Linked DNA regions of Homo sapiens: region 1 is linked to region 2. The links are chromatin loops, found by intact Hi-C in ENCODE. Cell type or tissue: endothelial cell of umbilical vein. All regions are shown on one strand. Each heading gives the region's core, and the rest is flanking DNA. Links, peaks and the distances in the headings are about the cores only. Region 1 overlaps FADS2 (fatty acid desaturase 2). Region 2 holds the start of FADS3 (fatty acid desaturase 3).

Evidence for each region. Hi-C counts contacts between places; a loop is a spot of excess contacts. Peaks named below come from ENCODE experiments on the same cell type or tissue, not always from the same donor. Only the 100,000 strongest peaks of a DNase experiment are listed, where the experiment ranks them.
Region 1: a loop joins it to region 2, with 4 times the contacts of the local background. A loop is called at or near these places in 10 of 110 quality-filtered maps.

Annotation. Positions count from the first base shown.
Region 1 is chr11:61,831,726-61,836,980 of GRCh38, forward strand. All of the region lies in intron 1 of FADS2 (fatty acid desaturase 2), which reads left to right. Among named protein-coding and RNA genes, the nearest start is that of FADS2, 6.1 kb to the left of the region's middle. RefSeq lists enhancers at 1,650-2,517, 2,518-3,385, 2,561-2,610, 2,721-3,080, 2,832-3,126 and 1 more, a cis regulatory region at 2,869-3,203 and a silencer at 3,261-3,320. In endothelial cell of umbilical vein, for the core only: no CTCF peak of the experiment used is centred there; a DNase peak (open chromatin) is centred at 2,996; H3K27ac peaks cover 3,070 bases.
Region 2 is chr11:61,889,185-61,894,654 of GRCh38, forward strand. It overlaps FADS3 (fatty acid desaturase 3), which reads right to left and starts at 2,361. Exons shown (of 12, transcript NM_021727.5): 1 at 1,985-2,361. The coding sequence starts at 2,197. RefSeq lists enhancers at 692-1,381, 1,382-2,070, 1,660-1,829 and silencers at 2,030-2,159, 2,260-3,069. In endothelial cell of umbilical vein, for the core only: no CTCF peak of the experiment used is centred there; DNase peaks (open chromatin) are centred at 1,487, 2,627 and 5,027; H3K4me3 peaks cover 2,096 bases; H3K27ac peaks cover 1,715 bases.

The DNA.
Region 1 (5,255 bases), core at 1-5,000, 58 kb before region 2:
ATCAAACCTGGCTTAAGTGGCAGTGCTCAGACTTAAACTCAGAATCTGACCTCAAGTCCTCCCCTCCCAGCTTCCTTCCCTTCCTGTTGCTACCTCTGATCTCTTCCCTTTGGTACTGCGGTGCTTCTCTCGCCTTTTCCTTGCTGTGGGCAAAAGGAACCCTCACCCGCGCCCTAAGAGCGTGTCTGCTCTTTTCACAGCAGTCCCACCACTGCAGAACTGTTCATCTTCAGCGACAATTCATCAAACATTAATTGAGTGTCTCCATGGCTCTGAGCTGGGCCCAGACACAGAGATGAATTATTCACAGACAGAGACCTGAAGCTGTGGGATGTGCTCCCCCTGCTCTCTCTCAAGCTGGGGCTTGGATCTGGACCCTCTGCCTCTAGACATCAGCCCCCTACCCCTAGCCCTTGTCTCAGCAACTGTTCCTGCCCGGTCTGCATTGGTGACCTCTTAGAATCAAGGGAAGGTGAGAAGAGACCAGAGGTTTGTTCCACCTTTCAACCTGCTCCTATGTTATTCTTGTGAAAACGCAACAGATCGAAAGTGGAACTCTGGCCTCCTTTGCACGGGGCAGGAGGGTTGTAGTATTTAGAGGCAGGAGACCTGGGTTCCAGCCCCAGCTTTATGAATTCCCAGGCCTGGAGGGCAGCTCCATCTCCCCAGCTGAGATCTGGGTGGGAGCTGTCCAATTTCTGTGGCTGTAGCCTCAGCATCCCCAGGAAGCAGTTCTGAGATGAAAGTGGAGAATGGCATCAATTTCTTCATGCCCAGGTTGCCTTTGTAGGGGCCTGTCTCCTGTGCAGCCCTGCCTTTCTGCCCTCAGGGTAGTGCATGGACCCTGTGTTATGGGGGAGGCTCTCACTGCGGGGCTCTTTGGCCACAGAGCACTGCCCCACCAGCCTCCATTGCTTCTTTCCTTGGAGGGGACATGGCATAGGGGCTTCCTGCCCTGCCTGCCTCTCTCTGCTGCAGAAAGGAAGTCAGCATCCCTGTCTTGCTCTTCATTTCCACTGGAGAATGCGAGGATCCCTCCTGTGCATCTCCACACTCTTAGATCACTTGTTCCATAAAGTTCTGGTCCGCAGGGCTGCCACCTACTGCACTGTGTGCCCTGTGCTTGCCCGTGCTGCACTTCCCAAATCCTAGGCAAAGTGCCCAGTTGTGCAGCATTCGATCAGAGATTAGCCTTGCTCCCCAGAGGACATGGGCACGGCCATAAACAAATCCTGGCACCAGGTGCTCAGTGGATGGCGAGCAACTGTGAGTTGTACCCAGAGTGGGGCAGGGGCAGGGAAAATGTCCCTGTGGAGAAGTTGACTGGCATCAGACCTGGGTGATGGCAGAAGCAGGAACTGGCAAAGAGCGAAGTGTGACAAGCGCTTCAGAATCAGGGTGTTCTGACCTCCCCACCTCACACACCTGCCCTGCCGAGGCGGGTGCATCTCTGCTTTCTCCACCTGTTTACCAATCCTTTCTCTTCCCCATGTCCCGGGTCCTCTTCCTGGAAAGTCTCTGGCTTCTCTCCCGTTACACTAGGATAGAGCCTGGTTCCAATTCTTGGTCCAAAGACAAAGTTTGGGTTGGCCCTCCCTTGCCTTGAATCCTGGTCTGCCTTATACCTGCCAGATATTTCTGTAACCCGGCAGGTGCTGGAAACCTTCTGCCAGCGTTTGAGACACATTTATGGCAATGTGAAGGGAGAGACACAAAATATAATCAACTCTCAGGGAGGAGGACACTCATGTTGAGGGAAGCCTTTGTATGAACAGCGGGCAATGCTCAAGGTAGCCACATGTGACTCAAACTCTACTCAGCTCATTCCCGAGTGTGATAGTGGGCAGGTGGCTCTGCCAACCTACGCCTGATTTCTTATCTCTAAAAAAGGACCTGCCTCACGAAGTTTGGTAAAGATGCCTGGCTGATGTATGCAAGCCACTCCCATGGCCCCGTGGCTCGCCTGCGTCACCTCAGCAGGTGGCAGCTGTAGCAACCACCAGCGTGGGGATGCCGGAGAAGGCTTTTGGTGTTCCAGAGGCAGAAGCCAAGTTGTGTGAAACGCGGAAGAGGACAAGTGTCTGGTCATGACTGCACAGTGGGAAAGTATGAGATCAGAGTGTGTGCAGCTGTGGGGTCCTGGGTCCATTTATTCCCTCGTGAGCCATCTTATTAGGCCCCGTTACAGGCACTGTGTTTATTGCAGCGAACAAGACAGGTGCAGGCCTTCCCAACTGGGGTTTATGCTCCAGCGGGGGACGCAGGCCATAAACAAGTGGGTACGTCACGCAGTCTGATGACGAACCTTGATGACTGCTATGAAGATCTAACAGGGCAATGACCCAGGGAAGGCCCAGGGCTGGGAGAGCTCTTTTGGATGTGATGTTGGGAAAAGCCTCTTGGAGGTGATGTTGAGGCTGAGTCCCGAATGGAGGCAGCCCTGGTGTGGAAAGGAGCGTGGTATGTTCAAGGGCGGTCCGCACCAGGCCTGCTCGGAAAGCTGCCACACTGACCATGGGCAAGGAGCTGATCCAACAGACTGCTCGGTTTTCTAAAACGGCAGGAAGCGTGTGGCACGTGAGAAAAGAGTCCTTAGAGGCAGATGGACCTGGATTTGATCCTGGCTCTGCCACCTGGAGCCCAGGACTTTGCTTCCTGAGCTCCTGCATCTTCACCTCAGAAGTTGGGGCTTGAGGCCTAAGGGAGTAACATGAGCAACACTCCTGGCTCCCTGCCTGGCGCATGCCCATTACCCCTGGGCTCAGGGAGGTGAGGCTGCCCGAGAGCCCTCTGGAAATGGCTGAGCAGCAACCAAGGTCAAGGCAGGGCTCGTCATCTGTCTGCTCCCTTGGAGTTGGAACCTCGACTGCAGGGTTCGGGTGTTGGGGAGGCAGCAGGAGTGGAGATGAGTCTATTTGCAAGCCATTGAGTCTTGCCTTTCAATGAGACAAGAGGAATCCATTAGTTATCAGCCACTGCAGCTGCTTCTCAGGAAACTGCCTTACCAGGGACTTCCTGTTCATTTCTCAAAGGCCGTGGTGTGATGTGAGGAGGACCAATGAAGGGGCTTTTTCAGGCCCAGCCCTGGGCCCTGACTTTGGCAGCTCCTCCGGGCCTCTCCCAGGGCCTTGCTCATTTTGCATAGGCGGCTGAGGCTCTGGTGGGGACTGATCACCCCACCCAGAGCCAGCAAAGCTGGTCACCACTGCAACCCTGGGCTCCTCCCTGCCCGCACCCTGGGCCTCCTCCCTGCCTGCCCCCCCACCCCAGCCCTCCTCCCTGCCTGCCCCCAGGGCCTCCTCCCTGCCTCCCCAGGGACTTCTCCCTGCCTCCCCAGGGACTTCTCCCTGCCTCCCCAGGGCCCTGGAATAGCACGTCTCTTTTCCCTGAAAATACTCTTGACCTGATCCTCTGCTACCATCCCTTTTCGGCTCGGCTAGTGGGTCACAGGCATTTTTTAAGAAACCGTGGGCCCAGTTTTCTCCTGCACGAAGTGTTGCTTTGTCAGTCTGTTCTAGACACAAATAGAACAAAGACCAAGCAAAGGACTTGATGCCAGCAATGCAGTAAGGAGATGATGGGAGACTGGCAGTTACCCTTGGGAGATCCTTACGTGTGGGGCTGAAAAGATTTCCAGGAGTGGTTAGCACTTTCTCCACCTTCCCCCGACCCTTTTTTTTTTTTTTTGAGATGGAGTCTCGCTCTGTCGCCAGGCTGGAATGCAGTGGCACGATCTCAGCTCACTGCAACCTTCCACCTCCCTGGCTAAAGCAATTCCCTGCCTCAACCTCCCAAGTAGCTGGGATTACGGGCGTGTGCCACCACACCTGGCTAATTTTTTTTTTTTTTTTTGTATTTTTAGTAGAGACGGGGTTTCACCATGTTGGCCAGTCTGATCTCAAACTTCTGGCCTCAGGCAATCCGCCGCCTCGGCCTCCCAAAGTGCTGGGATTACCGCACCCGGCCCCCTCTTCTTTTTAATTTTGAAATTTTCCCAACATCCTTAAATGTTGAAGGAACAAGCAAACACCTGTGTATCCTCAACCAAGATTCACTAGTCTTAACATTTTGCCACATTTGCGTTTTTCCTCTTTATATGTGTGCAGTTGCCTTTTGAAAATAAGCTGCGTCATTGTGTGATCACATCCCTAAGGTCTTCAACATTTCCGGAGAAAAAAGGAAGAGATGCTCTAACATCATCACAGTACCTTTGTCACATTTAAGAAAATTAATAGTAATTCCTTGATATGATCAAATATCTGGTCCATATTCATTTTTTCTCATTCAACTCCCGAAAAACCTGGTATAACTTCTTTTTTCCTTCAAGTGAGAGCCTGTCACATTAAAGAATTGCAGGATGTTGTTTTGTTTGTTTGTTTGTTTGTTTTTTGAGTCAAAGTCTCACTCTGTCGCCCAGGCTGGAGTGCAGTGGTGCAATCTTGGCTCACTGCAACCTCCACCTCCTGGTTTCAAAGGATTCTCATGCCTCAGCCTCCTGAGCAGCTGGGATTACAGGCGTGCGCCGCTACACCTGGCTAATTTTTGTATTTTCAGTAGAGGTGGGATTTCACCATGTTGCCCAGGCCGATCTCAAACTCCTAACTTCAGGTGATCGCCCTGCCTCGGCTTCCCAAAGTGCTGGGATTACAGGCATGAGCCACTGTGCCCGGCCTGTTTGTTTTTTGAGACAGGGTCTCACTCTCTTGCCCAGGCTGGAGTGCAGTGGCACCATCATTGCTTATTGTATCTTCCTGCCTCAGCCTCCCGAGTAACTGGAGTTATTGGTGCAGGCCACCATGCCTGGCTAATTTTGTTTATTCTTAGTAGAGACAGGGGTCTTGCTATGTTACTCAGGCTGGTCTTGAACTCCTGGCCTCAAGTGATCCTCCTGCCTCTGCCTCCCAAAGTGCTGGGATTACAGGCATGAGCCCCTGCGACCAGTCAAGAGTTGCAGTTTTTATATCATTTTAGTCTCTTTTAATCTAGACCATGCTTCCGTACTTTTGTTTTTTCCACAAACTTGTATGTTTTTCCCCAGCTATATTGATTTTTCTGATTGTTTCTCATGGTGGAGTTTGACTGGTTTGCCAATCCTACCAATGTCTGGAAGCTTGATTTGATGCAGATTACACAGTGTTCACCACTGGGACATTCTATTGCATCCCCTCAGGGGAGCCTGGTGCTGGCTCATCTCTAATAGAAATACTAGATTTTTTATGAGATAATTCATGTAATATGCATAATATGTATAGAAA
Region 2 (5,470 bases), core at 204-5,203:
CAGCGCTCGGCCTGAGATGTTTTTAAAACAGATATTATTGGCTGCGAATCAATGAGAAAACTGTGTGATGGAAGTCTCAGGATCCCAAGCTAAATGTTAAGTCAGTAATTCCACTTGGGAGGAACCCCAGCATGGGCCTGGCACCAGGCAGGAAACAGTGATGAAATAAAAGCTTTCTGTATCCCAGCCGGGCGTGGTGGCTCACGCCTGTAATCCCAGCGCTTTGGGAGGCCGAGGTGGGTGGATCACGAGGTCAGGAGTTCGAGACCAGCTTGGCCAACATGGTGAAACCCCGTCTCTACTAAAAATACAATATGCTGGGCGTGGTGGCGCGTGCCCGTAATCCCAGCTACTCGGGAGGCTGAGGCAGGAGAATCGCTTGAACCTGGGAGGCGGAGGTTGCAGTGAGCCAAGATGGCGCCATTGCACTCCAGTCTGGGTGGCAGAGCAAGACTCTGTCTCCGGCGGTTGGTGGGGAGTAAAGTTTTCTGTATCCATACTGTCCTCTAGGTTACAAAAGACTAGAGCAGGCCGGGAGTGGTGGCTCATGCCTGTAATCCCAGAACTTTCGGAGGCTGAGGCAGGAGGAATGCTTGAACCCAGGACTTTGAGACCAGCCCGAGCAACATAGTGAGACCCTGTCTCTATTTTTAAACAAATAATAATAAATAAAATAGATACTTTTTTAGAAAAAGACCAGAGCAGGCATCCACAAGACTCCTTGAAGGGAGGCCAGGGCTCAGCAAGGCCTTTGGGGAGAAGCCGTGCCCCTCACCTCGCCACGCCCTGGCAGAAAGGCAGGCACACACACCACACTCACCCAGACATGCAAACACCTGCACGCTCAAATACTGCCCCCAGGCTGCTTCATCCCACGGCTGTGCTGTCCCCTCGGGCCAGCGTCTGGCGCCTGAACAGCCACGGACAAGGCGTTCTCTTTTTTTTTTTTTTCTTTTTTTAGAATTTCAGGAGGATTCTTATTCTCACTCCTCAGCTTCATGGGGTGGAAGGGGAAAAGAGGGGCTTTCTTCCTCAAAGAGTCCAGTGAAGATTGTCCAACATGCTGGAGATGGCAATCGGCAGAGAGCAGGTGGCCCTGTCAAGAGGGACGCCGACAGTCCTGGGACTGGACAGAACCTCCGCTGCTGCCCAAAAAGCCAGCATTCAGGATTCATGTCCTCGGGTCTTGAAGACCTTCCTGATACCCAGTGTGGCCAACCTAGAAATTTGGAGGGTCAAGGACAGGGCATCGTGGCCCCAACCCCTATTATGCAGGTGGGTAACTAAGGAAAAGGGGCTGGTCGGGCTGCTCCACCACTGGACTCCAGCCAGACAGTACCCTGGGGCCAGGCTACATCCCTGCCTGTCTAGACAGGGGCTGGGATTGGGAAGTTGGGGTCCCCAGGGGCCAGCCTGTTCCTGGGGTGACTGTGCTTCCAGGAGAGGCCCACCCAGCCTGGCTGGCAAAGCCCTCCCACGTGCAGCTGCTAGCCCGGAGAGGTGAGTCACTGTCCCTGAGCCCTTTACAGAAGCTCTTGGGAAAGCCACAGACCTCAGGCCGGCCCAGCCCCCAGCCTCTAATGGCATGTCCTTACCGGCCCCTGGGGACCCTGCCCTGCCCTACCCCTAGCACTCAGCAAGCACCCAGCATGGGGACCCAGAACTGAAACAGGGACCTGGGAGCAACAGGGCAGCCCCTCACCCAGGGCAGGCTCTGCAGCATGACACACCCACCTCTGAGGCCCCCTCCTCCCCCGCAGACCTGCTCCGTGGACAGCTGCGGGTCCTCCACGCAGGGAACTGCCCTCCCTACCCCACATCTGGCCCTGGCTAGTCCACCCCAACTCTGGGTCCCGGCGTGGAGGTCAAAGGTCAGCGAGGGGAGGGAGGATGCTAAGGCCCCACAGGTGGAGCGGGACATCACGCCCACGACCGAGCTCCAGGCTCCACCCGCCGGTGGGTGGCTTCCTTATGGCTTCCTTACCGTGGCGTCCTCAGCGCCGTGGTGGCCGATGAGGCGGCTGCCCCCTGGGTGCCGCTGTGCCCAGCGGCTGATGTCGTAGACGCGGCGCTCGATGACCAGCCACTTGTCGCCGGGCTGGTCGTGCGCGCGGATCTGCTCCCAGCAGAAGGTGGGCAGCGGCGCCCCCGGCTGCGCGGGTCCCTCCCGCGGTCCCGGCTCCCCGACGCCGCCCATGCTGCACGCACGAGTCCTGGGGATCCCAGGCGGTGGCCGAGGTCCGAGCAAGACCCCGAGGGAAGCGAAGAGCGCTCCCGGGCGCCGCCTCCGCCGCCGCCCGCTGCTCCGGCCCCGCCCTGCCGCCGCGGCCGCCGTACGAGCGAGCGTGCGCCTCCCGGCTCGCGGCGCAGGGAACTCCCCGCCTTATAACCGCGCGGACGGCGCCCGCCTCGCCTCGCCTGCCCCCCCGCCCCCGGCCAGGCCCCGGCCCCCAAGGCTGGCTGACCCCCCGCGTCCGCTCCAATCCAGGCGCGGGGCCTCGGTCTCCATTGGCCGCCAGGGAGGGCGGCGTCGAGGCGGCCCGCCCCTCCCGGGAGGACAGCGGCCGCCACCCAGCCCTGCCCCGGGGCACCGTCCCGCCCCCTTTTCCCGGGCTGCCGGCTTCCAGGTTCTTGACTCCACCCGGAGCGCGGGGCCTGGGGACACAACACGCACCTGTTGGGCGTCCCGCAGCGCCTCGCCACGCCCTCGGGAACCGGAGGCGGAGTCCCGGTCTGTGAGCAGCGGGGCCTGGGGGGCTTCCAGCCGCGCGTCCTGCAACGTCAAATCCAGTGCGCCCAGAGGGGGGACGCTGTCTCGGGGTGCCTGTGAACAGCCTTCAAACCATGGGCCCCAATCTCTGCGGGGCCCCCACCGCCGCTGCAGCTCTCTCGGAGCCCTCTGCTGGGGGCGGGTGGCCTCCCCTCCGCCCTCGGCGCTGCAGGGCTGGGGATGCCCAGGGGTGGCCAAGGGGGAGGTAGGGGAGCAGGAGGGCACTGGCGCGTGGAGGCGGGCGCTGCCATCCATGGGCTGAGGACACCTGTGCTTGTTACTGCTTCCCCGCCCCTCTTTTTTGTTTTGAGACAGGAGTCTCACTCTGTCGCCCAGGCTGCAGTGTAGTGGCATGATGTCGGCTCACTGCAGCCTCAACATCCTAAGCTCAGGAGATACCCCCACCTCAGTCTCGGGAGTCCCCAGCTGGGACTACAGGCGCGCCCCATCATACCCGGCTAATTTTTGGTGTTATTTTATTTTTGTAGAAATGGGTCTTGCCATGTTGCCCAGGCTGGTCTTGAACTCCTGGACTCAAGTGACCCTCCCGCCTCCCAAAATGCTGGGATTACAGGCATGAGCCACTGCACCCGGGCCCCATCCGCTTTTTTTAATTTAAATACATTCAAGTCCTTTTGAAAGTGTAGGTAGCTCCCCTAATTGCTTCGGATTTCTTTGTGATAAATATACCTGTTCCTAAAAGTTAAGCGTTCACAGCAGCAAGGAATTCAAATCAGGCTAAAGTTACTTCCAGAGCGCTGGTCGTCAATCTTCCATCAGAACCACCTGAAAGGCTTCCATCAGAACCACCCAGGAGGGTTATTCGGTGGGTCTGGTGTGGAGGCAGAGACTTACATGGCCAGTTCACAGGTGATGCTGACCGGCTGGTTGGGGAAATGCACTTAGAAAACCCTAAGTATATTTCTCTGATATGCTAATATTTTGTCTTGGTCTAAAGAGGACCAGTATCCCCAGAAGGGCAGAGGGGGCGAGTTCTCCCTGGTACCAGGAGCTCCTGCCTTTGCTTGTCAGGACATCCAGCAAGGCCCATGATGTCATCAGGCACCGGGGCTGCCTGGGCCCTCTCCACTGAGGCACCCACTGACCATATCCTGGAACCCCAACCTGGCACATGTGTGTGGGGGTGCAAGAGCATGGCTGGTGGCCCTGGCCCAAGGGGGCTGCAGGCACCCCTACCCCGTACCATGTTCACACAGCACAGGAATGGAGAAGGCAGATTCTTGAAGGAATGCATCCCCTGCACCAAAATCCACTGAAGGCATGGACCTGGCCCTGGCCCCACCTTCAGCAGCCCTGAGTGGTCAGATGTGGCCATCCTAGGGGCTTCTTCCTTGGAGCCAGCCCTGGCCTGGTCTCAGCCCCTGTGTGTGAGGTGGTTGGGGGTTGTGATAGGTTAGAACCTCCACTTTCCCCAGCTGCCCCCAGAAGAGATGGGGAAGATGAAGGGGGGGCCACAGAATCATGCAAGAGCCGTGAGTGAGGGCAGGGATCACAGCCCTATTGGCCAAGTCCTCCTCGAAGGGATCACTGTGGAGGCCAGGCGGAGCTCCTCAGAATGCTCCTCAGGAAAGAGGGGCTGCACACAAATGGGCAACACACACACGAAAAGGTGCTCAGCATTGCTAATCATCAGAGAGCTGCAAATGAAACCACAATGAAATACTGTCTCACACTTGTTAGGAGGGCTCCTATAAAAAAGAAAAAGGCCTGGAATCCCACCACTTTGGGAGGCCGAGGCAGGAGGATTGCTTGAGCCCTGGAGTTCAAGACCAGCCTCGGCAACATAGCAGGAACCCCGTCTTTAATAAATAAATACATAAATGAAAAAATCATGCCAGGCATGGTGGTTCACGCCTGTAATCCCAGCACTTTGGGAGGATCTCTTGAGCCTAGGGGTTCGAGACCAGCCTGGGCAACATGACAAAACCCTATTTCTACAAAAAAAAAAAAAAAAAAACTAGCAGGGCATGGTGGTGCGTGCGCCTGTAGTCCCAGCTACTTAGGAGGCTGAGGTAGGAGGATCGCTTGAGCCTGGGAAGCAGAGGTTGTAGTGCCCCAAGATCATGCCATTGTACTCCAGCCTGGGCTACAGAGGGAGACCTGGTCTCAAAAAATCAAATCACACGTGTTGGCAATGATGCAGAACCCTTGTGCATTGTGGGTAAGAATGTGAAGTGCTATAGCCAACTATAGAAAAGAGTATGAAAATGGCTTTAAAATGCCTATGATTCAGCAATTCCATTTCTGGGCATATACCCAAAAGAACCGAAAGCAGAGTCTTGAGGAGATATTTGTACATCTATTTTCTTAGCAGCATTATTCACAATGGCCAAGAGGTCATTGTGAGGCAGCACAACTGTCCATCCACAGACACTGGATAAACAAAACGTGGTCAGGCCAGGCGCGGTGGCTCACACCTGTAATCCCAGCACTTTGGGAGGCTGAGGCGGGCGGATCACCTGAGATCAGGAGTTTGAGACCATCATGGCCAACATGGAGAAACCCTGTCTCTACTAAAAATACAAAAATTAGCCAGGCATGGTGGCGCATGCCTGTAATCCCAGCTACTCAGGAGGCTGAGGCAGGAGAAAGGCTTGAACCCAGGAGGTGGAGGTTGCGGTGAGCCGAGATCGCACCATTGCACTCCAGCCTGGAGTAATAATTAATTATAATATAATA